Regions from separate parts of the Homo sapiens genome. Here all the other regions are linked to region 3. Evidence: chromatin loops called from intact Hi-C (ENCODE). Cell type or tissue: gastrocnemius medialis. All regions are shown on one strand. Region 1 overlaps WASL (WASP like actin nucleation promoting factor). Region 2 overlaps WASL (WASP like actin nucleation promoting factor). Region 3 has its middle 21 kb from the start of ASB15.

What was found. A loop is a pair of places that touch in the nucleus more often than their neighbours do. Peaks named below come from ENCODE experiments on the same cell type or tissue, not always from the same donor. Only the 100,000 strongest peaks of a DNase experiment are listed, where the experiment ranks them.
Region 1: it touches region 3 in a loop (3-fold over the local background); 15 of 110 quality-filtered maps call a loop at or near these places.
Region 2: it touches region 3 in a loop (11-fold over the local background); 22 of 110 quality-filtered maps call a loop at or near these places.

Annotation. Positions count from the first base shown.
Region 1 is chr7:123,678,487-123,686,486 of GRCh38, forward strand. It overlaps WASL (WASP like actin nucleation promoting factor), which reads right to left. Exons shown (of 11, transcript NM_003941.4): 11 at 3,457-6,094. The coding sequence ends at 6,033. Among named protein-coding and RNA genes, the nearest start is that of LMOD2, 27 kb to the left of the region's middle. In gastrocnemius medialis, CTCF peaks have their summits at 4,337 (motif pointing right) and 4,550; DNase peaks (open chromatin) are centred at 1,335 and 3,255; H3K27ac peaks cover 4,710 bases.
Region 2 is chr7:123,697,456-123,705,455 of GRCh38, forward strand. WASL (WASP like actin nucleation promoting factor) reads right to left here. Exons shown (of 11, transcript NM_003941.4): 5 at 7,179-7,202. Among named protein-coding and RNA genes, the nearest start is that of LMOD2, 46 kb to the left of the region's middle. In gastrocnemius medialis, CTCF peaks have their summits at 4,252 (motif pointing left) and 4,458; a DNase peak (open chromatin) is centred at 4,246.
Region 3 is chr7:123,576,778-123,584,777 of GRCh38, forward strand. It overlaps a transcript of NDUFA5 not described here and a transcript of ASB15 not described here. Among named protein-coding and RNA genes, the nearest start is that of ASB15, 21 kb to the right of the region's middle. In gastrocnemius medialis, a CTCF peak has its summit at 4,228 (motif pointing right); no DNase peak of the experiment used is centred here; H3K4me3 peaks cover 345 bases; H3K27ac peaks cover 2,929 bases.

The DNA of each region.
Region 1 (8,000 bases), 100 kb after region 3:
GGAAACAAACAAACAAACAAAAAACACAAGAAAAATACCGTGATTCCCATATCAAATCAGTTTTTTGGCTGTTTTGAGTTTTTGGAAAACAAAGTGATGAAAGTGCTAAAGCAAACAGGGTGCTAAAGGGCTCATGTAGTGTGCGCAGACTACCTCTTTTTGCACAGTCTAACTGGTCTAAACCGTGTCAAGTTAACGCAGTATGTTGGCTATAGAACTTTTGCGTACTGGTGCGGATCTAAAGCAACCATCTGGCTCAGAATCCACTTGAACTTCCTAAACATCTCTGGGCAGCAAGTCCATTATAAGCATGTTCTATAGCATCCAGATATTCAACCATGGCCAAAGAAAGGCCTCTTAAATGGAATCATAAGGCCCATTTACTGGTGGTTTGGTAAGAATGTGGTTGAAATACTAGGGCTATGCTTGTATCTACAGCAAAGTTCAGAAAACTTAAAAAAAAAAAAAAAGAAAAAGAAAAGAAAAAAACCCTTACACTTGAATGGTCAGGTGTAGTTTTGAGCTTTAGCTGACAGAATTAAGAGAAAGTTTGGCCCTTATGCATTCACATCCTTGCTCAATAAACAAACAAAACACAAATGAGTCTCCTCCTCCAGAACTAGTTTTTGTCCCTAAAAATGGAGATTCAAATGCATTTCTTAATTCTACTTGCTGAGCATTCCCCAATCACCACAATATGCTTAGGAACACACTCTCCTTTCTGTTCTCTGCCTCCTTAGATTCCCACCCTGGTTTAAAAAAAAAAAAAAAAAAAATTTGGTCAGACGCTGATTTAAAGAACTAAATTATACTTGCCTTTAACACAACTATAGAACTGAGACATAAACAGCTTTGTTTTCCCATAGTTAACCGGACATGATAATGCCTTTTCATTTGTTTCTTGTATTTGTTTCACAAATACGAGATCCACATTTTATTTTCCTGCCTCTTTTCCGGTAAGGTTGAAATACATGCAACCAAGTTAGGATCTCCCTCTCTCTCATCAATAATAAAGCCAGGAAGTTGGATTTGAAGCATTGTTTGTCCTTGTGGTCCTTGGAAGAACTCCCGGTCTTTAAATTGACAGTGCAGCTGTTGATCAAAATTATTCAGAAAATTAATATATTCTTAATTTTCTGTCAGACAAGTTGATTGTAGACTTATGAAATACTTATGTCTAAGTAAAAACAATGCCTATAGTTTCTGTAAGAAACTAACAAAAATAATTTGGATGTAGAATGAAAAGCTCAACCTCATTTCAACTCTGTACTAGATGACAGAAGTGCCCTGTGATGACCAAATGCTCGGGCAATGTAGGGTGACTGCCGCCAATGAGCCAAAATACAATCACATGCATCAGAGTCAGAGGCTGGCTCCTCAAAACAAGCCAGCTTTTCTGGTTAGAGATGGACATAGGATGTTGGCGGCATCTATCAACACCCAGATGATATGAGAAAGGGTGACATTTGTAGCCATATACCTTTCAGAAACAAACTAAATCTGCATTTATCCTTAAGAAAAAGAGAAAGGCATACAATAGGATTATGGTGCATGAGAAAGAGCAGCTGAACTAGTCAGATCTGGCTTCTAGTAGATACTTTAACCTCGGGCAAGCCCCACAAGCACTGTGAATATGAATGAGGACCCTCACCTGCAAAATTAGAGAACAGGCTTGGTGGTGTCCACATGCCTGTTCTCATGTAACTCATGTAACTCAATGGTCCAAACGTCTTTCATTTATGAAATAAGTATTTTAGATTTAAATGATGTAAATGTGGGTGGGGACCTATCCTATCCACTGTTGTATCTTAATGTCCACCACACATTTAGTTCATAATATGATATTGATGCTTAAAAAAATCCTTAAAATTAGGCTTTGATGAAAATCTTCACACATCTAGCAACAGCTAAGACAAGACAAAATTTAGGTCATGAAATGCTAAGCAATTCAAGACAGAAAATAGTGTTTTGTTCAAGTTCCATAATGCAATCTGATACTGCTGAAATTGAACTTGCTGTTAAATAGAAACATTTTTTTTTAAAAATCCTAAGGTAGATTTTTTGTGGTTGTTAAATAATTCAGGGACTACTTCAAGTTTACTAGAAACGCCCCAATACACAAGTATCTGATTAGACTGAAACCACCTATAAATTACAATCTCAAAATAATTTTTACTCCAATAATTTTTACTCAAAAAAATTTACTCAAAGTTTTACTCAAAATAATTGTGTGCTATCTTATCTTGACTTGTCAATCTTGATGGTGTGCATGGCCAATTTAGAGTTACACTGGACTTGTGTAATAGTTAACACTGTATCAACAGTTAGTTAGCACAATCTGTGATGCTTTTCTTTTTTTGGAAAAACCTATGGCAGATGCATCCGGAGACAAATTTTTCAATAGGCTCCTCACGGCAATGGAGGATGCCAAGTATCACATACAGAAGTAAAGGCAGTAGCTGCAAAGCATGTTCTCTAACATATTCATAACAGTGTACTATACCTTTCCTAGAGGCTTCCTTAGAAAGCAAAGTTTTTTTTTTAATCCATGAATAAATGACCAAGAGATTATAAAGAATGCTGTGTTTTGGAGGTGAGATGTGACAATGTCAATAAATGTGGAAGGTAAATTTCCCAACTTTTCCATACAGGCTTTTCTATTGTACTATAAATAAGCCTTATCTCTATATTTGTCCTTTAGGAACTCCGTTTCTAAAACAAGAGTTATCTCGGGAATCCCCTCTGTTGATTAGATAAAAATGACCTGACAGAAACAATTCTTAGGCATCTTTAAAAAATTATTTTAAAAGTCTAATATATTCTTAAGTGTTCACATTTGTACAACAGAAACAACTTTTTAATAGAACGTATTACTCTTGAAATGGTTGTTAAATTTGGCCAAAGCTCTTAAAAGGAATTTTGTAGCATCCTACACTCTGAATTCCGCAACTCAGTTTAATCTTCAGACACCCACTTGTGCCAGGGTCAGTGAAACAGAAAATTCTATCTATCAAAAACAGAGTTTACCGTTTAAAATGAGCACCCTCTTTGATATCATTTATTAAAAGCTACTTATGTCCCATACAAACTGCTATATTTGGCATTTATTGAAACTACCAATAAACTCCAATATCATTCTGATTTAGAAAACTTCAACATTTCTGGTATGTGGAAGAGTTCCAAACAGTTTGACCTTGCAATGTCAATGCTCTGTGAACGACAGCAGTGGCTTCTAGGGGAGCTGCTGAGCAGCTGTCATGTTTCCCAACAGAACAGGGTGCAACATTCTTCTGCTCACCATGTTTATTTAATGGCACACTCTAACTCTCAGGGCATGCAGTCTGCTGAAAACATCAACCATTATCATTGATCGCTCTGTACCCTTCACTATACAGTTTAAAAATTTTAAACCTATTTTACTCTCTTAACAATAAACACATGAAACACATTATTTTATTCTATTTGGGTCAAATTAATTTTATTATGCTCCATGATGAATTGCCACCAGTGCAACATCCTATTCACTATACATTTCAAAAAAAGAATTCACATACTAAACAAAATTTCAGTTGTCTGAAAATGAAATGATTGAAAGTCTTTATGAATCTCATACATACAATATGTGGCTAGCTGAAATTGTCTATCACGTAGCATTTAGATATAAAAAGCCTCATGCTAGTTTGTTAAATGCAAAGGCTACCAGACGACCATTTAGCTGGAGAATATACGGAAGGCTTTCAGACAACGCACAGGTATAGTGCTGCTCACAGTGCAGGATGGTAGAGGACTGAAACATGCAACCTTACACCTTACTTGGTAAAGCAGATTTAGTCTTCATGCCTGGACTGAACTCCACAGCTGCTGTGTTTCAACCAACAGTAATTTAGACTTTTTGTAACAACAACCAATGTCTTTTTCTTCTTTAAGAAAAAAAGAATAAATTAATTACCTTTGGCAAATTATATATCCATTTTACATGTTTAAAATTGTGCTTTGAACTCGAAGAATGGGTACTCTCTGCTGAGAGAAGTTCCTGATAAATATATATTATACCAAAGTCAGCTGGAAAATCTAGAATTTCTTGGCCACAAGTTAAGAGAGATCTTAAATTGGCATTACCCTGAAGACATTTCTAGGAAATTTAAAATGTTTTTTATATTGTCAAAAAGAAAAAATTTTTTCAATTAACATTACTTAAAATAATTATAATGTTCCATTTAACTTTTGTACAAACTCCTGATTTTATTGGTTAGTAGTTGTCCAGCCTCATCTGCACCAGATTGACTGAGCTCAAGCCACAATAAAAATGATAGTAAGTAGAAAAAGGTTTCTAGCAGCAGAGGGCACTGTTGTTGCAAGAAACAAAAAGTCTAGAATCTTTCCCATGTGCTTAAATTACTCTTGCAAGAAAGATAACATTCTTTGAATAACTTAAGTATTTTACTGCACCACTTACTGCTTTCAGCAACAAAACCTTTTAAATTATTTCTTATGATAACTAGATGCATGATCACTAGAGATTATGTAATAAATGGTTAAAATTCAAGCCACATCTTGCAGGTCCAGCCTGTCAAGATCTGCCAATACGAGATTTTGGTTGGTACAATTCTAGATAGCGTAATTTTTAGTTGGATATTGTGACTATAGTAATGAAATACATTTGGAACTACATTATGCATATTACTCAATGTGAGAAAAATATGTTTGTATTTAAATCAGATAATTTTCTACCTAAAATTTAAAGTAGGTAGGTATGATAATTAGCATTATAAATATGAAACAACCACCTTTAGGCAGATTAGTGTAGTGTAGAGAGGCAAAGAAACCCTAATTTTAACACACCATTTAGTATGCATAACAAATGTGCAGGTTGTAAAGTTTTATCTTTAAAAAAAAAAAATCTATCATTCAGTTATCTGTTCCAAGAACTCTGACATTGGGACCACCAATCTTTTAAGAAAAATGTAACTCTTCACATGCTATTTGACAAAAACCCTCAAAAGTTATCCAAATCAATGCATGTTCGGTTCCGTGTTTTAGCGCACACCTTTGCCAACTAGATTACATTTTTATGGTTGGTATTTCTGAACACCTCAATCCACACAAAGTGCAAAATAAAAATGCTAAAATTCTACAGTATTTTAGTACTATTCTGATTTGTATAGTTTTTTTAACCAAATATTGGAGTTACCATAATATTACCTCAGTTCATGTAGAATGAAAACTACTCCCTAAATCCCTGAAACTCCAACTTAAATTTTGTTTCAGAGTAATACCAAAAAAATTTTCAAAAATTTTGCTAAAAAGAGCCTGTCACATTTGCTACAGCATAAAAATAACCCCAGTCAATAACAAGTATTTAAGGGCTCCTTATGATCCCAGTCTGCAAATACCACTGCTATACCAATAACAGGCAGTATTACTGTAAGAGGTGTGTTAATCGTCTTCCCCACTAGTATCTCTGTAGTGATTTTATGTAGAGCATATTGCTAAAATTTGAGAAACTACATCGGTGTAGTGATGTCTACAGAACTGTGCAATGTATCAGCTTCAACATTCATATGTAGCATTGTATTCAAAATAAAGGGGCTAAAGAAACTAAGGTCTGCATCACTTAAAAAAGAATGTAGTGCTATACTAGATTTTTTTTTAAGAAAATTTAGGTACAGAAAAAGTAGGGTATGAAAATAGTGTTTTCCTTCTGGCATTATAAGTAAATTACATTAAGGTTTTTGTCAGTCTCACATATAGTATTTAAACTCCCTTGTTGATGGAATGAAAAATATTCACAAATCAAGTGAGCATCCTGGTGTAAACTTGCACACAATAACAGGGAGTAGCTTTGTAGAGGATTACGACAAACCTTTACAGATTAAATGAGGTATTGCACAGATTAAAAAAAAGCAAAAAAGGCAACAAAAATATACAGCAAATTGGTAGAACATTTACATGATAATTTTACAGAATCCACAGACAGAAAGTAGTGTTTAGTATTTCACCTTAAAAATATATATATATATATAATATATAGATCAGTCTTCCCACTCATCATCATCCTCAAAATCTTCTTCATCATCTTCATCTTCATCTTCATCTACAAGAAAATCAAGACAATTAAAACATATGCATAAATAAAATGACATTACATAATTCTTGGGTGGTTTCTCCAATTATTTAACTCCTGAAACACAGATAATGTGACTCCCAGAAGAATCTAGTTACTAAAACAGTTTAAAGTGAATCTAAAGAAATATATCTATAGAGTATGATAGTAAACTAAAGATTAAAACAGGGCTTAGAAGACAATGGTTCTAGTTCCTTAATATCTATGTGACAAATTTCAACCTGTTAATGTATAAAATCATCTGGGTTGACCTTTCTGTCACAAATCCAACTACCTTCTTGTACTCTTCATATGGATTCTCAAACTCAAAACTTCTAACTTTTATTTCCTTCCCCAATCTTCTTTTCCTGCTCCATCCTGGTCTGCTGCTCCATCTCAATAAATGGCATCACCATCCTGTCACATAATCAGGCCAAAAACCTAGAAATTATTATTACTTCCTCCTTTTTCACGATCCAATTATCAAGCCTGCTCTTTTTCACCTCTTTCACTGCTACTCTCCACACCACCATCACATCCTGCTTGGATTATTGCAACTCTAGAGTCTATTTGACTCAGAGCAAATGGAGTGATATTATTTAAATTTCAAGTTTAAAAAATATGTTGCTACCCTTCTTAAAGTCCTCCTGTGGCTACCACTGCTATTTGAATGAAATCTGATGCTACCTCCCTCCATAAGACCCTACATGATTTGTCCAGTTATTGTCTCTCTCTCTCCCCAAACTTCTCTCATATGTACTCTCCCTTCAAGTCACTCTCTCTAGTAAGATGGTCTCCTTTCTGTCCCTTAAACTCACCAATCTTATTCTGGCTTTAGAACTTCTGCAGTAGCTATTTCTTCGTTAAACTGAATCTTTTCATCATTTAGAAACCATTCATAAACTACTTCCTCAGAGAGGCCTTTCCTGACCATCATATGTAAAGTATAGCTCTTCCCCATAATCAGTAACGGCCTATCCCATTTTACTTTCCTCATATCACTTGCTAATATCTAAAATTATTGTACTTTATCTATTAAGCTCCATGACAGCACGGACCTTGCCTATCTTATTTCTCACTGTATCCTCAACACCAAAACAGCACTACACACCAGCCATTCAATAAATATTTGTTGAAGGAATATTTAGTTATCAGATTTTATAAGCATACTTCTATATTATACTGACTTTCCATATTTAACCTCTTCATATATCTATATATAAAATATGTATAAATATATACACCTATAAATATATAAATACATATACCTATATATAAATATATAAATATATATAAATATGTATATAAATATATATATAGGACCCATGAAGGCCAAGTATATAAAGTGGGACAGTGGCTGAGTAATTGTACTTGATAATGATAAAAAGCCAGTAAGACTAGGTGACATACGTGTGGGTTACATGTACAGAACACAGAACAATCTTTTTCTTCTATTTTTCTCATGTAAAATTGATTGTGTGAAGGTAGTATTTGAAGAAGTACTGGAGCTCTAGTATTAGAACTTGAAAATTAACAGAAGCCCAAGAGAAGCAACATTATCTTCTCTTAGCCCTAAACTAAGTTGTTACTTTTAAAACGATAATTATTTATTATTTATTTATTTATTTATTTAAGTCTCATGGTCAGCTCTAAATTGTTACAGAATTTATTTGGAAAGGAGTTCAATTGAGTCATGTTAATTTCTGTTTACTCTTCTAGCAAGGGAAATAATTTGCTACCAGATTTTGCTAGACATGCTTCACAAAATTTACCTGGATGAAAAGCATCAAAGACACCTGACTATGCTGGCATTACAGACTGACAAAAGACAGAAACTTATCAGTATCTATGGTGAAGAGGAAGAAGTAGCTAATAATTTCATCATCAGGTACTACCA
Region 2 (8,000 bases), 120 kb after region 3:
CAAAATAAAATTCTTGATCTTAAAAGTATGAAAGTCTGAATGTGGAGCATTCAACTGAAAAATTTCTTAAAAATTCAACTAAAGGGCAACACATGTTCCTCAGAGATCCTATTTTTATATATGGTTCTCTGACAAATCCTCCTTTGAGACCAAGTTCCTCTGAGGTGACTACATTAACGACCACTTCCAAAACATATGAAATACTATCATCGTTGTGTAGAAAAGAGTTTAAGGCAGCACACTTTAGACTGCTCTTCTTAGAAAGGACCACTTGCAAGGTTGGCCCTCAGTTGACCACTTGGGAAGTTGGATTTCAAGAGGGTTCCCACTATTCCCTGACAAGGTGGGCTTATTGTGTCTAAACTGTTTGTGCTAACAATGCAGTTTATGTTGAACATCTACTTTCCTTCTGGGAGTCTGAAATCTTGGTAAGTGCAAGGCAGGGTAGACCTATGTAACTAGCCCTCAACGAAAACCCTGGGCACCAAGTCTCAAGCTTTTCCTTTAGACAACATTTCACAAGTTGTCACAATTCATTATTGGAGGAATTAGGTGCAACCTCTGTGTTCTCCACTGGGAGAACTCTTGGAAACTTGTGTGTGGTTTTTTTTTTTTATGAACTTCATCCCATGTGTCTTTCCCTTTGCTGATTTTGTTTTATATGTGTTTTCACTGTAATAAATGTTTGCCATGAGTACAGCTATATATTAAGTCCTGTAAGTCCTGGTGAATCACCACCTCTGAGGATGGTCTTGGGGATCCCCAACATAATCAATAAATGGCAAATAGAAATCTCAAGGCTAATGTATATTAGTTGATCCTTAAAATCCAACTTGACTGTTATTCTTTAATTATGCCCCAAACTGCCAAAGTATCCTACTTACTAAAATTATCTGAAAAAAAAAAAAAGTTTATTTACATGGGTAAATTGTATATACCCTATTTTCTCCCAACTCTACTATTAAAGATAAAACAAAACTAAAACAAATTTATGAAAGCCATGTCACCTTATCAAAAAAGTAAATAATTTGGAAAGGCATATTTTTAATATCACCAAAATTCAACTCTTTTCCCTTAATATTCAAATCCTATTTATATATAATATTTTAATAATCCTAAAGTTTTAGTTACAATTTCATTCAAAAATTCCATAGGAAGTTGTTGATATGGATAAGAAATAGTTTTTGGGAAAAATGAGAGCTAGTGAATAATATGGATAAAATCATTAAAAGCTTTTTTAGTGCCCAGGAATAATATGAAAAATAACTAGATCAGTAAGTAAAGGTGAGTTAAGCAGTATCGAATGACCTGAAAGGGTGATTAGGATGTGAATTTTCAAATTTGCTCAGGTATCAGATTTCGACATTTATGTAGTTGTACAAAATAAAGGACTTACTGAGAATATCCAGAATGTAGGGACTAGAGGGTTGAATTGGGGTTACACTCAGACCTTCACAGACTTATCTGGTGGTCTACTTTTACTTCTCATTCTTCCCTTTCTGCCCTCTCACTTCTTATCTTTACCAGTCAGTATCAGCAACACTATCCACAATAAGGATGCTACAAATTACTTTGTTTCTTATCTTTATATCTTAATAAAATGTAAGAATTAAGACAGAATTAGGAGTATCAGAATTAGGTACTCCCTGGCCAGGCACAGTGGCTCACGCCTGTAATCCCAGCACTTTGGAAGGCCAAGGCGGGCAGATCATGAGGTCAGGAGTTCGAGACCAGCCTGGCCAATATGGTGAAACCGCGCCTCTAATACAAAAATTAGCCGGGCGTGGTGGTGTGTGCCTATAATCCCTGCTACTCAGGAGGCTGAGGCAGGAGAATCACTTGAACCTGGGAGGCAGAGGTTGCAGTGGGCTGAGATTGCGCCACTGACTCCAGCCCGGGCGACAGAGCAAGACCCTGTCTCAAAAAAGGAAAAAAAGAAAAAGAATTAGGCACTCTCTTTATTCATATGACTTTTCCGGAACTAAGTATTCAAATAGCAACTATAAACAATCAGACTCACCAGTAAAATATAAAAACAGAAAACAACAAAAATATTTTCTGCCACTTTAGCTTATATAAAAGCCATCTATTATACTATAGATGACTAGCATGGAAACACAGTTGGATAAAGTTAAGTTTAATGATTTAAATTATCCAAGCTAGTATATTTTTGAAAAATCAGCTTCTTATAACCTTGATTTATATAACTCACTAGAGAAAGTAATTCAGCTGTCTCTGAGGAAGATTCAAGAATGAGGATAGGAACAAAATGTAAGTGATATGTGAAATGAGTAACAATGTTTAACTCATACTGTAATCAGACTGTTTCCCCTCTTTCTCTACCCAAAAATCAGGCATGAATATATTATTATGCATCAACATTATCTCTTTAAGTCATTATAGATGAATTTCATTAGTACTAGTTAAAACATTATTTAAGGCCGGGCGCGGTGGCTCACGCCTGTAATCCCAGCACTTTGGGAGGCCGAGACGGGCGGATCACGAGGTCAGGAGGTCGAGACCATCCTGGCTAACACGGTGAAACCCCGTCTCTACTAACAATACAAAAAATTATCCGGGCATGGTGGCGCGCGCCTGTAGTCCCAGCTACACGGGAGGCTGAGGCAGGAGAATGGCGTGAACCCGGGAGGAGGAGCTTGCAGTGAGTCGAAATAGCGCCACTGCACTCCAGCCTGGGCAACAGAGCGAAACTCCGTCTCAAAAAAAAAAAAAAAAAAAAAAAAAAAAAAAACAACATTATTTAAGTAAGACTATAAAGAAAAATCCATATAATGGAGATATATAGAAAATTAGTATTAGATGGGAAATTAGAGTTTCTTTTCAAAATTGCCTTTCATTTTATTAATGAAAATGAAGGACAGTAAGAGTCAGGTGATCTTTATAAAGTCATATGATTAGTGACAGAAGCAAAAGTGTATTCTGATATCTTGGTTCCTAGTCCACTACCCTTCCAATTAACTACTTTACCTCTTTTTTTTTTTTGAGATGGAGTCTCACTCTCTCGCCCAGGCTGGAGTGCAATGGCGCCATCTCGGCTCACTGCAACCTTCACCTCCGGGTTCAAGTGATTCTCCTGCCTCAGCCTCCCAGGTGGCTGGGACTACAGGTGTGTGCCACTAAGCCTGGCTAATTTTTCATATTTTAGTAGAGATGGGGTTTCATCGTATTAGCCAGGATGGTCTTGATTTCCTGACCTCGTGATCCACCTGCCTCGGCCTCCCAAAGTGTTGGGATTACAGGCGTGAGCCACCGTGCCCGGCCAACTATTCTACCTCTTATACCTCTTACACAAAAGTCAAACTACAAGGTGGATAACACCGCTAATTTTACAAATGTCATAATACATTCTTTGTTTGCCAATTTTTCAGTTTTCTTGGTCTGTGGTCCAACAAGTCATTATTCAACAAATATTTACTAACAACTTACAGAATTTAGAAAAAAATGGATTTCTATACATTCAAGAGGTTAGGTACTCGGTTATTTCTGTTGACAATGGTTATTTACTTTAGAGTTTGAAGATGTTAGGAAATAAGTTTAAAATGGTATTCTAGAGCCAAATTAAGTATCTGTTTCAAGCGACACACTAAAAAAAGTGATAACCTGTTTAAGGTATAGAGCCATTTTTTAAACAACATAAAGTATATGAAAGATTTAGTAACAGATGTACGTACTGAAGTCATTTCTAGTAAAGTTTAATTATTCCATTTATGAAATTACACTCCTCCTAAGAACTACTATGTAAACATATAATGAAGGCGGGCTGTTTTCCTTCTTTTTTAAAAAACAAATGACAAATTAACTCCTTCTGATTAAGGATAACTGTTGCATGAAAAGGTTTTTAAATGTTCTTGTGAACAGACATGTCTAGTTAATTTTAAATCTAAAAGAACTCAAGTTTCCCATTAATTACATAAGAAGCAAAGAAGCCTCACCAAGGAAAACAGTTGAAAAACAGGTGGCCTAGAGGCCTCTGATGTCAAGCAGTCACGAAGCTGAGAACAAATCATTGGAAAGCATATATGCTAAAATGTGAGACTGACCAATAAAGAAATTAGGAGTGAGGAAGTTACTGAACTGCATTTTAGGAATGTATGTAAATTCTACATAAAGTATCTTTTTAATAATTAAAATTTGAAAAGGTGTGGTAAACTGATAATCTAAATAAGGATCTGAGACAAAGCACCTGCATAGCTACTGGAGGACATGGTCCAGGGGCCCACTGCCACCTAGTGGTGGTGCACCAAATACAGTAAAGTAATAATGCTGCCTCCTAAACAGTGGTCTCCACTTAGTGGGGAAAGCAAGATAGTTGAATGCAAAGCAGTTTTAAAATATTACAACTTGTATTAATAATTATTTATTTCATTCTTTGTGTATTAATATATTAATTCCATATTATATGTATATTTTATAAGTATACAAGTATTGGCAATACATGCTGTATAATTTTGTCCTTTAACAACACTATTAAAAAAAAAACCCTCCATTTATTTAATGAAAGAAGTCTGAAACCACTGGGCCAAATGATTAAAACTAAAGATTTAAAACCAATGGCCAACTCATAGAAAGAAACTACATTTAATTCTTTTTTTTTTGAGACGGAGTCTTGCTCTTTTTGCCCAGGCTGGAGTGCAATGGTGTGATCTCGGCTCACTTGCAACCTCCGCCTTCTGGGTTCAAGCAATTCTCCTGCCTCAGCCTCCCGAGTAGCTGGGATTACAGACATGCGCCACCATGCCCAGCTAATTTTTGTACTTTTAATAGAGACGGGGTTTCGTTATGTTGGCCAGGCTGGTCTTGAACTCCTGACCTCAGGTGATCCGCCCACCTCAGCCTCCCAAAGTGCTGGGATTACAGGCGAGAGCCACCGCGCCCGGCCTGAAACTACATTTAATTCTAAGTGGGTCTCTTAGTAGGGGTAATAAAATTATGAAACACCACTGTTATATAAAGAATTTTCAAATTCTATCTATTCATGGAAACTAGATGCCTCTTCAGAAATTCATTTTATAAATGTTCAGCCCTCCATATTCACAGTTCCATATCCATGCATTCCACATCCATGGATTCGACCAACTGTGGATTAAAAATAAAAATGGATGGGTCCATCTGTTCTGAACATGTACAGAACATTCTTGCTATTATTCCCTAGACAATACAGTATAACAACTATTTACCCAGCATTACTTCTCAGCCTTTTGGCTAAGACCAAATGTACCTAGCATTTACATCGTATTAGGTATTATGAGTACTCTACAGAGGATTTAAAGCATATAGGAGAATCTGTAGTTACATGCAAATACTATGTTGTTTGTATCGCAGACTTGAGTATCAACGAAGTTTTGTATCCATGGGGGGATCCTGGAACTGATCCAACATGGATACATGTATTTACAACCTTAATTTTAATTATATTATTTCTACAGCATCTACACTTTAAAATATGGGGTTACTTTCCCCAAAGTGTTTCGATGGCACCACTAGAAAGTCTTCTCTGTTGGTACTCAATACTGTATATACTCTCCAAACTCAAAATAATGTAACAAATTCAAAAAGGTTGAAATACTAGGCTTATATCAAGGAAAATTTCTACTACTACATTAAAAGTTCACAGATGAGCAACCTGTAACTCAGCTGCTTCTGTTTCTTTTGCCTCTGCCATGTACTAATTTATATATCCTGAGACATGATATTTACCCTGTGTCTCAGTTTTGCCTTCAAAATCATCTTGACATAACATAGTGGTTAAAGGGCCAGTCTCTAGGGTCAAATCATCTGATGCTGAATCTTGCTTCACTACTTACTAGTTATGAGACCTTGAGCAAGTTACCTATCTGTGCTTCGGTTTCCTTATCTATAAAAGAGATAATAGGAGCTACTTCAGAAGGTTGCTGTACAGTGCCTGGCAGGTAGTAAAAGATCATTAACTAGTAGTTGCTATTATTGTTGTCATCATCTTCATCAGAATAACTAATATTTATTAAGCACTATGCTAAGCTTTGATTACTTCAATCCCCGTAACAGCCCTAAAAAGTATTAATATTTCTATTCAAAAGAAAAAGTGAAACTATACAATATTTGGTACCTGTTAAGCACTACTGAAGGTAGTCAGGCATTTAAAAAATTAATAATAAGGTAAACAACCCAGAATTTAATACAGCAACATTTGGTTCATGTTTCTGTATCAGAAAAAGAAATTTAAGGACAAAATCAAAAGGCAACGTATCTGTTTAAAAGAAACCCCAACAATCACCAATAGCTGTCATATATTAAGAACTCTGTATTATGTAAGTTTTCCTTGAATAATCATTCTAGGTTCTGATAAGAGGATTTGAGATATGCTTTTAAAAAGCAGCCATTTTCTCTATCATAACAAAGTGTGCTGGAGAATGATTCTTTACCTTCATAGAGTCAGGAACCTCATTTAAATACGATGAAAGCCATGGATCCTCTCTCTCCAGAGAAAAGAACATATTTAGCACACAATTTCAGGGAGTTTATGAAGTCTAGAGTAAGAATTTCTACCCCTGAGACCTTATCTTTTACATCCTGGTATTCTGCTTTTACTCTCTGGTATTCAATGTTTTTTAAAAAATGAATTCATAATACTTCAAGTGGTCATTATCAAATTAAAGAGCATTATACAGAGCTAAATTAGTTCTAAATACACCACAACAGTAGGTGTTCATTTTGAAAGGGGCTTCATATAACACATAAGCAATGTGAAATAATATTTTGAAATAAGAATGAAAGGTAAATCTTAAAGTAGGACATTAACAAATATTCTAGACAAAATGTACTGCCTCTAGGAAAAATGTTAAGGTCCGATTGTATACTTAGTCAACTGTGAATCCAGAATTAAAATATAATAAGTATTAGTGATCTTCACCCTATGTATTCTTTCTTCATGTTAGAAAAATATCAAAGAATATTGTTTCCTAAGTCTCATCTGTCAATCATTAATTAAAAATAGGAACACAATAAACTGTATAATTTGATCATAGATACTAAACATTACTTACTAATGTATGGTACATGTTTCCACAAGGATTAACATGTAAAAGATACTAAATATTACTAATGTATGGTACATGTTTCCACAAGGATTAAACTGTCATCTAAAATCTTAAAAGATTAATAATTGTCAAAAAGCTTACCATTTGGGGGATCTCGTCTTTTCTCTGTTAGAAAATAAATTAGAAGAATATTATTAAATATATGTAAGACAACATCAACATAAAAAAATTAATTCACTAAACTGTCTTATTCCTAAATTGACATACGTGTGACTAAGGAAGATTTTTCAGAAGACCCGACATTTAAGTAGAGATCTAAATAAAATAAGTAAGGGAACAATACATTCAAAGGCCCCAAGGAGGGTGCAACATGAAAGAACATCATGAAGACTGGACTACAGTGAGCAAATGGCACAGTGAAAGGAGACAAGAAGGAAAGTCAGGGACTAGATCATGTAGGGTTCCACAGGCCATGGTTAAGGACTATAGATTTTATGTGTATATGATAGGAAGCTCTTACAGAATTTTAAATAGAGAAAGTGATATAACCTAATCTACAATTCTAAAAGTTTACTCTGGCTACTGTATAGAAAAGAGATAGTAAAAAGGATTGAGTAGCAGCAGGAAGACCAGTCAGAGAGCTAGTGTGGCAGCCCAGCTGACAGATCATGGTGGCCTGGATTAGGATGGTAGCAGCAGAAATGGTAAGAAATAGTCAGACAGGACATGTTTTTGAAGGCAGAGTCAATAGGACTCTGATAGGATTTATGAGGGACCATGGTGAGCCTGAGGGATAAGATGGAACAAATGCCTTTTACTGAAACAAGGAAGATTAGTAGAAGAATAGGAACAGATCTGAGTGGGGCTAAGGTTCAGGATACAGGACATGGATCAAATATTCTGCTCAGACCGTGTTAAGTCTAAAGGCTATTCTGCCACTTGAGTAGACAGAGTCTGAAGGTC
Region 3 (8,000 bases):
ATGTCTAAGATCTGCTGCCACTAGGTTTTCTCACCACTCTGTACTTTTACTAGTCCTTGCATTTCTTGCAGGGTCTGCTGGTTACATTATTCCAGTTTTGTGAAAATGGAATTTATGTTTTCTATTACTTTATTCTTCTTGTCATTCTCCGTGTTGCTTATGCACAAATTTTCAGGAGGAAAAAGAGAAAGATGTCAACTTTTGCAGCCGTGGTCAAACAAGAAGACTTCCTGTTATCTATTTTAATATGGAAATTATTCTCTTATTGATATCATGTAAGACAACATTTGTAGTTATAAAAATATCTTTTACATAACCACCTCCTACTTAATAAACTGAAGTCTCTGTCTTTTTCATATTATTTGTATACCTACATGACTGATGTTTTGAACTTAGATGTAAAGGTTTACTATATCATTGATATCTTCCATTGTTGAGTTTTTCCCATTATTGCAGGATATGGCCATGATTTTGCATTTTATTACAAAAATAATAATTGTGCTATGTGTTATTTTGGTGAATGTTATTCATTCTTATTCGATACTGAGAAGAACTGTCACTTGTCTTGAACAAGCACTATGTTTTACATAAAATGCTTCTGTAACTGGCCCAGTTTCCCTTCCTTTAACAGCTGTTAGAATATAACAATCACATTTTTCATTCACTTAAGATAACTGAACACATCACAATGACATTTGCTTTTATTATAGCTTCAGTTTTTATTCAGATCGACTTTAATTAATTTCATTTTGTCATACCTTATTTAACATTGTAAGTCAAATTAAATTCTTTCTGCCAGAATTCTCTTCTTCTCAGGTTTTGAAAACTCCAAAATGTGGTCCTCTTAGAAATTGATCAAAAATGGTAATAAACATAGCAAACATGTTGAACAATACAGAGTCAAACTGACATCAATCCGTTATTAGATTTTCTTTGGATATGGTTATGCAAACAGTTTTAAATCCACTAACTGTTCTCCATCCAGCTCATGTTTCTTCATCTTATCCCCAGGGTTGCAAGGACAGTTTCTATCAAAGACATTCTAGACATCATGTTCTTTGTTTATGAGTGTTCCTTTTGAAAAAATATCAAGCGTAGTCTTTGCATGTAGAAATTACTTTTTTAAAAATTATACTTTAAGTTCCGGGATACGTGTGCAGAATGTGCAGTTTTGTTACATAGGTATACACGTGCCATGGTGATTTGCTGCACCCATCAACCCATCACCTACATTAAGTATTTCTCCTAATGTTATCCCTCCCCTAGCCCCCCACCCCATGACAGGCCCCGGTGTGTGAAGTTCCCCTCCCTGTGTCCATGTGTTCTCATTGTTCAACTTAAATGTTGAATGAATAAAAGGACAAATGAATAGTAAAATAAATTTCAAATTATAAAAGTTATTCGTAACCCATACTAGATCATCTATTACTGTTTTCACTATTCACAAGCTACCTGCTGATATTTTGTATCAGTTGGAAAAAAAATGACAAAATTCATCTAAAGCCTCTTGGTCCCTCTTTCATTCTCTATGTTGCTCAAAAATTACCAGCAGTATTCCTGTGACTAGAACTCTGTTTTTTAGCCTCTAGGAAGTAATTTGCCTTGGCCTAAACATCTGTCATTTTAGTGTTTGCCATTTGTCCAGACTGTGAACATACCCCTCTTTCCTCCTTCTACTTATTTTTCTGGAACTTTGTTTCCTCTATACTTTTAGTACTTGCTTTTTTATTCATTCACTTATTTATCTGTGCAAGCTCAGTTAATTTCAGGCATTTGCTTTTCTAACTATTATCACCAGACTGATATTTTTCCTTATTATGGAGACCTTTGCCAATTTTTGTATATACTCTTTTAATATCTGAGCTAATGAGAGAGATTGCTGTTTACCACAGCAATTTCATTCAATAGCTTAGTCTTTTCTTTCTCAGGGAGACATTGAATGCACGGTTAGAATTTTATGTGCTAAAGTCCACCTTCCTCTTATAGATTCAGGCTACTGAATCATTGCTATCTTTAAACTATTTTATAAAGTCTTATTTCCCCTATTTTTGTCAATCTATTTGAAATAACTAGTTCTGTTTGTCTTCATTAACATAAACCTATGACAATGTAATTTACATGCAAGGTATTTTATTTTATTTTATTTTAGATTCGGGTGGTACATATGCAGGTTTGTTACATGGATATTGTATAATGCTGGGGTTTGGGCTTCTATTGAACCCAACAGCCAAATAGTGATTGTAGTACTAATAGGTGGTTTTTCAACCTTTGCCCCTCTCGCTCCCTCCTTCCTCCCTTTTGGTGTCCTCAGTGTCTATTGTATCCATCTTTATGTCCACGTATATCATTGTTTAACTCCTACAAATATGCAGTACTTGATTTTATGTTTCTGTATTAATTCACTTAGGGTAATGGCCTCCAGCTGTATCCATGTTGCTGAAAAGGACATGATTTCATTCTTTTTATGGCTGTGTAGTATTTCATGGTGTAGATATACTACATTTTCTTTATAAGTGTAATTGGGAAAATTTTAGATAAAAATACTTTCTTAGTTATAGTTAAAAATAAGGATCTTAGATTTACATTTTCAGTGAATAACTATTGTTAAATTTGTTTTGCTATGTACTCACTGTAGAGGTTACAATAGTTATATGTTTGTTCTATGAATTCTTTTGTATTACCAGTTCACTTCCATGCAAAGTAAACTCTCTATAAATAGTCTCAAAAATACCATGAAGAGTTGTTCTGATTTCTTTTCTCTCTATTATCTGCCCCACTGTAGCCTGAGGGCTTAATAGATAATTGCAGTCAAAATGAAAGTTAAAACTTAATTTAGAACAAGTTTGCAACATGCCTGGTACCTTGGGATTTGCAAATCTATAACTCCTTCTGCTCCTGGGAGTTGAGTTAATTTGGCAAATCACACTAACTCAATTTTCACTAGGTCTTTATTAGAAACAAATCTATTATGCTATAGAATGCATTGTGGATTTGGCTTAAGACTCCCAGCTTGTCATTATTCAATATTATGAAATTCCTATTTAGACATTTAGTTTAAGTGAGAACATAAAGCATATAATAAAACTGCAGGTTTCTCTTGCCATTGTTTAGGTCTCTAGGTTTTCAATTTAATTCTCATTTATTGAATGGCCACATTGTCCAAAGCCTGTTACACCTCCTGTCCTTAAAAAAGTTACAATAAATCCTGATGTAACAAAGGTACATAAATAATTACTATGTAAGGCAAACAAAATAAATATGATAGGGAAATAAAGGAGGAAAAGAGATTGGCGGGATTAGAAAAATTCATGGAGATGGAGAAGGATGGTCTAAATTGGGTCTTAAATTAGCAGAAGGATTTCTACTGAAGGAAATGGGGGAGTGGCAAGAAAGGGCATTTGAAAGGACAAGATGAACAAGAACCCAGCGAAAGGATGCGTTTTGCCTGTTCAGAGAGCAAACAGGAGTTATGCTAAGGTGGCAGATGAAGTCCTCAGGTGCATGGCAGGCCGTTCTCTGTTGCACTGCTTTTTACATTTTTGGCTTTGCTTGTTAAGTTTTTGGTTTGAGTTGCTTGAGTCAGTGAGTGAAGCAGTCATCACAATCAAACTTGCTAGGCACAGGAGAGGCTTTGAGCTTGCCTCTGCTGTGAGCCACTTGACCAAAAACTGCTCAGGGTAGTTATGTGGCCTTAGGCAATTTTACTTAACCCCCTAAGCCTTACTTCTTCCTTGAAAAATGGTCACAATAATATGACACCTACTTTGCAAGAATGCCATGAGGTTAAATGAGATAATGCATATGAAAACCCAGAACTGCATCATATGGCACCTTTGTGCAGTTTGGAAAATTTTGATCATCTCTCCAAGTGAATGCAACCCTTCTCTAGGGCACCCATGTGGGTGAGTGGAGATTAAGATGGATTCCAGTCTCCCCATAACCTCACCCAAGCAACCTTGTGCAGTATACAACCTGCACAACCGTACCTGGAAGCCCTGAGATAAGGGCTTAGAGAAATGCTTAGGTATAACAAAATCTAAATAAACATAGCCATCATTATAATTATTATACCGCAAACCACTAAAAAAACGCAGTGTTGAAGCTTGGTCAGAGACCGTTCGGTTAAGTCTATTATGAAAAGAGACCAATATTAACAATGCACACCTAAGTCTCAGCAAAGAGTTCAAAATACAGAACAGGAAACCAAACCAACAGGCGTCCATTCCTGTGTGACTCTCCTTCCACTAGATGGTGCTGGCTTTCTTCAGCTTGTTGCAGTAGAACTGTCTTCCACTTAAAAATGGCTTGTATTTACGGATAATTCAGGTGGTATCTGTGTCCCACCAACCTCCTTCAGCTCTTTGCGGAGGAGGAGGTGTTTCTCTGAGAGCATGAATGTTGCTCAGGGCATGAACACCGTTCAGAGGACATGATACTTACTAGATAGTAGAAGGGTATGGGAGATCTGTAAGCCACTAAGGAGAAACTCCATTAAATTCCTAACACTTTGAATTCAAAACGAGTCTATCATCAGTAATTAATTTATCAAATAACAGCATCATTTTACTATTTGCCCTTCTTGGGCATTGTGAGAGTGTGGGAGTGAAAACAAAACATGATCATTCAAGTGAGCACTTAAAAAAAAAAAAAAAAAAGGTACTCTCCAGATACCTAGACTCCATGCCAGAGAAAGGGGATCCCATCCAACTTAAGTCCTAAGGGCACATTTTTGTTATTTCTACCTTCATCTTTTTTGATGTGTCATGTTCTAAAGACCTTGTGAGCTTTGCTACATATTAGGTTTCTGAAAAGTCTTTCGGTTAAACTGATATACATCAAATTGTGAGGAGAATTTGCTACTTAAGAAATGATTTGCTCAGAGTGAGAACACCACTCAGAGGAAATGATTCCTACTAGATAGTAGGATTGTAAAATTCTACTGGAAGTAGGCTGTAACATGAAAATTTTCTTTTATCATTGTTTAAGTCCAGCTATGAATATATCACATATGTTTGTATATTTTCTCCCTTTTTGTCACTCCCAAGACTGTCAAGTTTTGAGGAAAAGACATGAAACTTCAAGAGTACTGTTCAAAAGACTTCTGCAAACCATTTAAAACTATATAAATGAACTTTTTAGGTAAAGCAAATGGATTGACTAGCAAACTGTAAAGAGCTTTTTACCTGCACCAGCCATGAATTCTGGGGCAGAAATTGTGTACTGTTGCTCCATTTCCATTTGTGAATAGAGAACATCTTTTATTAATAGATGAAAATCTCCATCTATATTGTAATGGTAAAATATCTGCAAAACAAGGAAAGGGAGGAGAAATTGCTCAAGCTGATCATGATCTTTTCCTACCTAAAATGCTCCTGTGGCTTCTTCTTGTCTCCTGCAGTGGTTCTCAGGCCCAGACCACTTTGAGGGACAGGTTCAACCCACAGTATGTGAAGGTAACGTCCCTGTGGAAGGAAGGATGTGTGACAATGGGAGATGGGGAGGGGGGGTTGCATTACAATATCCAAAGGGAGTGAGTGCTTCAGAATGTTAAGACTCCACAGATGGCCTTTAGAGATTCTGACAAATAACACCACTACCCTAGTGCACCCCAAAGAGAAAGCCTTTTCTCATTGCCACCGTCCTGGAGGAAGAAATAAAATAAAGCCCCAAATTCTTTACTCCAGTATATAGTTCAGTATATACATATATCCTACATATTCTAACTCTTACCTAAAGCTCCTGCTCATTGTCTGTAGGTTCCTCAATGCGTTCTGTGACCAGCAAGAGTAAATGATCAGCATTCCCCCCAGATATGCCATTTTCCCTCAGATCTATGTGTATTTTCTCTGCCTGGAATGCCTCTCCCCTTATACATTATCTCGAAAACTCCTTCTTATCCTTCAAGTCTCAGCTCAAGACTTTATATCGTCTAAGGCATACTCTTGGTCCCCTCCTGGAAGCTAAGCATCACCTTCTTTTGATCATCTATTCATCCCCTCCACTGACTGAGAGTAAGAACTGCCTTCTTTAACATTTTCATTGCACCAGGCACATAGTAGCTAATAAATACATACTTGGCAAATAAATGAATGCAGTATTATTCAAAGAGGAATATACCTCATTTAGAACGCTCAGAAATGATAACTTGGTACCATGAAAGAAACTAGTGTAAATCTTGTTTTAAAAATTAATCTACTAGCCTCTATTTTAAAATTTAATTTTTATAGCAGGCAAAGAGATGGCAAGCATCACAAACAAATATTGTAGTGGAATTTGGATCTTTAAAATTATAGACTGTTCAGATGAGAGAACATAAAATGATAACATTGTAGACCTAGGTGCAGTGGCTCACTCCCGTAATACAAGCTACTTGGGAGCTGAGGCAAGAGGATTGCTTGAGGCCAGGAGTTCAAGATCAGCTGGGGCAATTATAACAACACTGTCTCTAAAAAGATAAATAAATAGATAAATAAATAAAAGACAGCACTGTAGATTCTAAAACTGAACAGGAAATCAGAGCTATTTTTGGGCCTAATTTCAACATATATCATATGAGGAGATATCATGGGAAGTGGGAACTAACGGGAAACTGGAATTGATAACCATGAAGTGTAGCAAATTTCTAAACTCCTCCAAAAGTCTTCTCTGACAGTGGGTAATACACTCTTTACCTCAACACTTGCTCATCTAGTGTTTGATGATTCTCTAAGAAAATGCAATAAAATGAGTTTTAAATTCTACTTCAATTTCTGCTATATGACATTCTCTTTATTCTAAAGTAGTTACTAGTATAAACTTTTAAAAAGCTGATTTTGATAAATCAACAACCCTTAGTCATAAAGTAAGTCAAACAAAATGAGCGAAGAAAGATTTTTTCGGAGAGAAGGCACAGGAAAGAGGAGTAACATTCCTAGACTTAGGAAATTGTATATGGGTCTTCTGATCCTTAAGCATAAGAACACTGTCTCTTTTCCTCATAACATCTTCATAATATACTGAGAAGCAAAGTAGAGGGGGGACAAGATGGAAAACCAGGAAAGGAAGTGTAGCCAGTTAGTGAGATGATTCCACAATAAAAAACCAAACCTAAAGTTTGCCAAATCCAATGGTCAGTTCTCTGTCCTCATCTTACTTGACTTAGCAGCAGAATTTGATACAGTCGATCACTCCTTTCGGCTGTAAATATTTTTCTTCCCTTGGCTTGTATTCTGTCTCATAGCTCTGGTTAGCCCCGGAGTTCATCCCTTAAACATCTCTATTTTTATATGTGCATGTACTGCTTTGGTGAGCTCTTCTAGCCACACGGTTTTAAGTATCACTAATTTATTTCTTCAGCTCAGACTTTTCTTCTAAACTTGGACCATATTAACCTGCCTACTTAACCTTTCTTGTTAGACTTTGATAGGTATCTCAAATTTTACATGATCCAAACTGAGTTCCAGGAGGATCACTGAAGCCCAGGTAATCAAGGCTGCAGTGAGCTATGATCGTGCCACTGCACTCAGCCTGTGTGACACAGAAAGGCCTTGTCAAAAAAAAAAAAAAAAAAAAAGTAAGAGAAAAAGAAAGAAGTTTTAATGTCCTGATGCACAGAAATTAGAGTATCTGAGGGAGGCGGCTAGGCATCAGTGTTTTCTAAAGCTCCCCAGGTGATTCCAATGCAAGTCAAACCTAAGAACAACTGCTCTATGGAAGTCACACTTAAGAGTTTACATACTAACATCTTGTTCTAAATGTTTCTTAGTAGAATCTATCTTTTCTCCCTGTAATAGATTAGTATAATATTTCTTATAAGGTTTTCAACCACTCAACATGACAGCATTTTGTACAGAAAGCAAGAAAATCAACCTAAAATCATTAGAACAAATAGGAATTCTAAAATGCAGCTGAATAAAAATAAATATACAAAGACTGTTAGCTTTCAATGTGCCAGAATAACCAGGGGAAACAATTCTATTCACGAAGAAATAAAAATCACAAACTATTGAAGAATAAATATG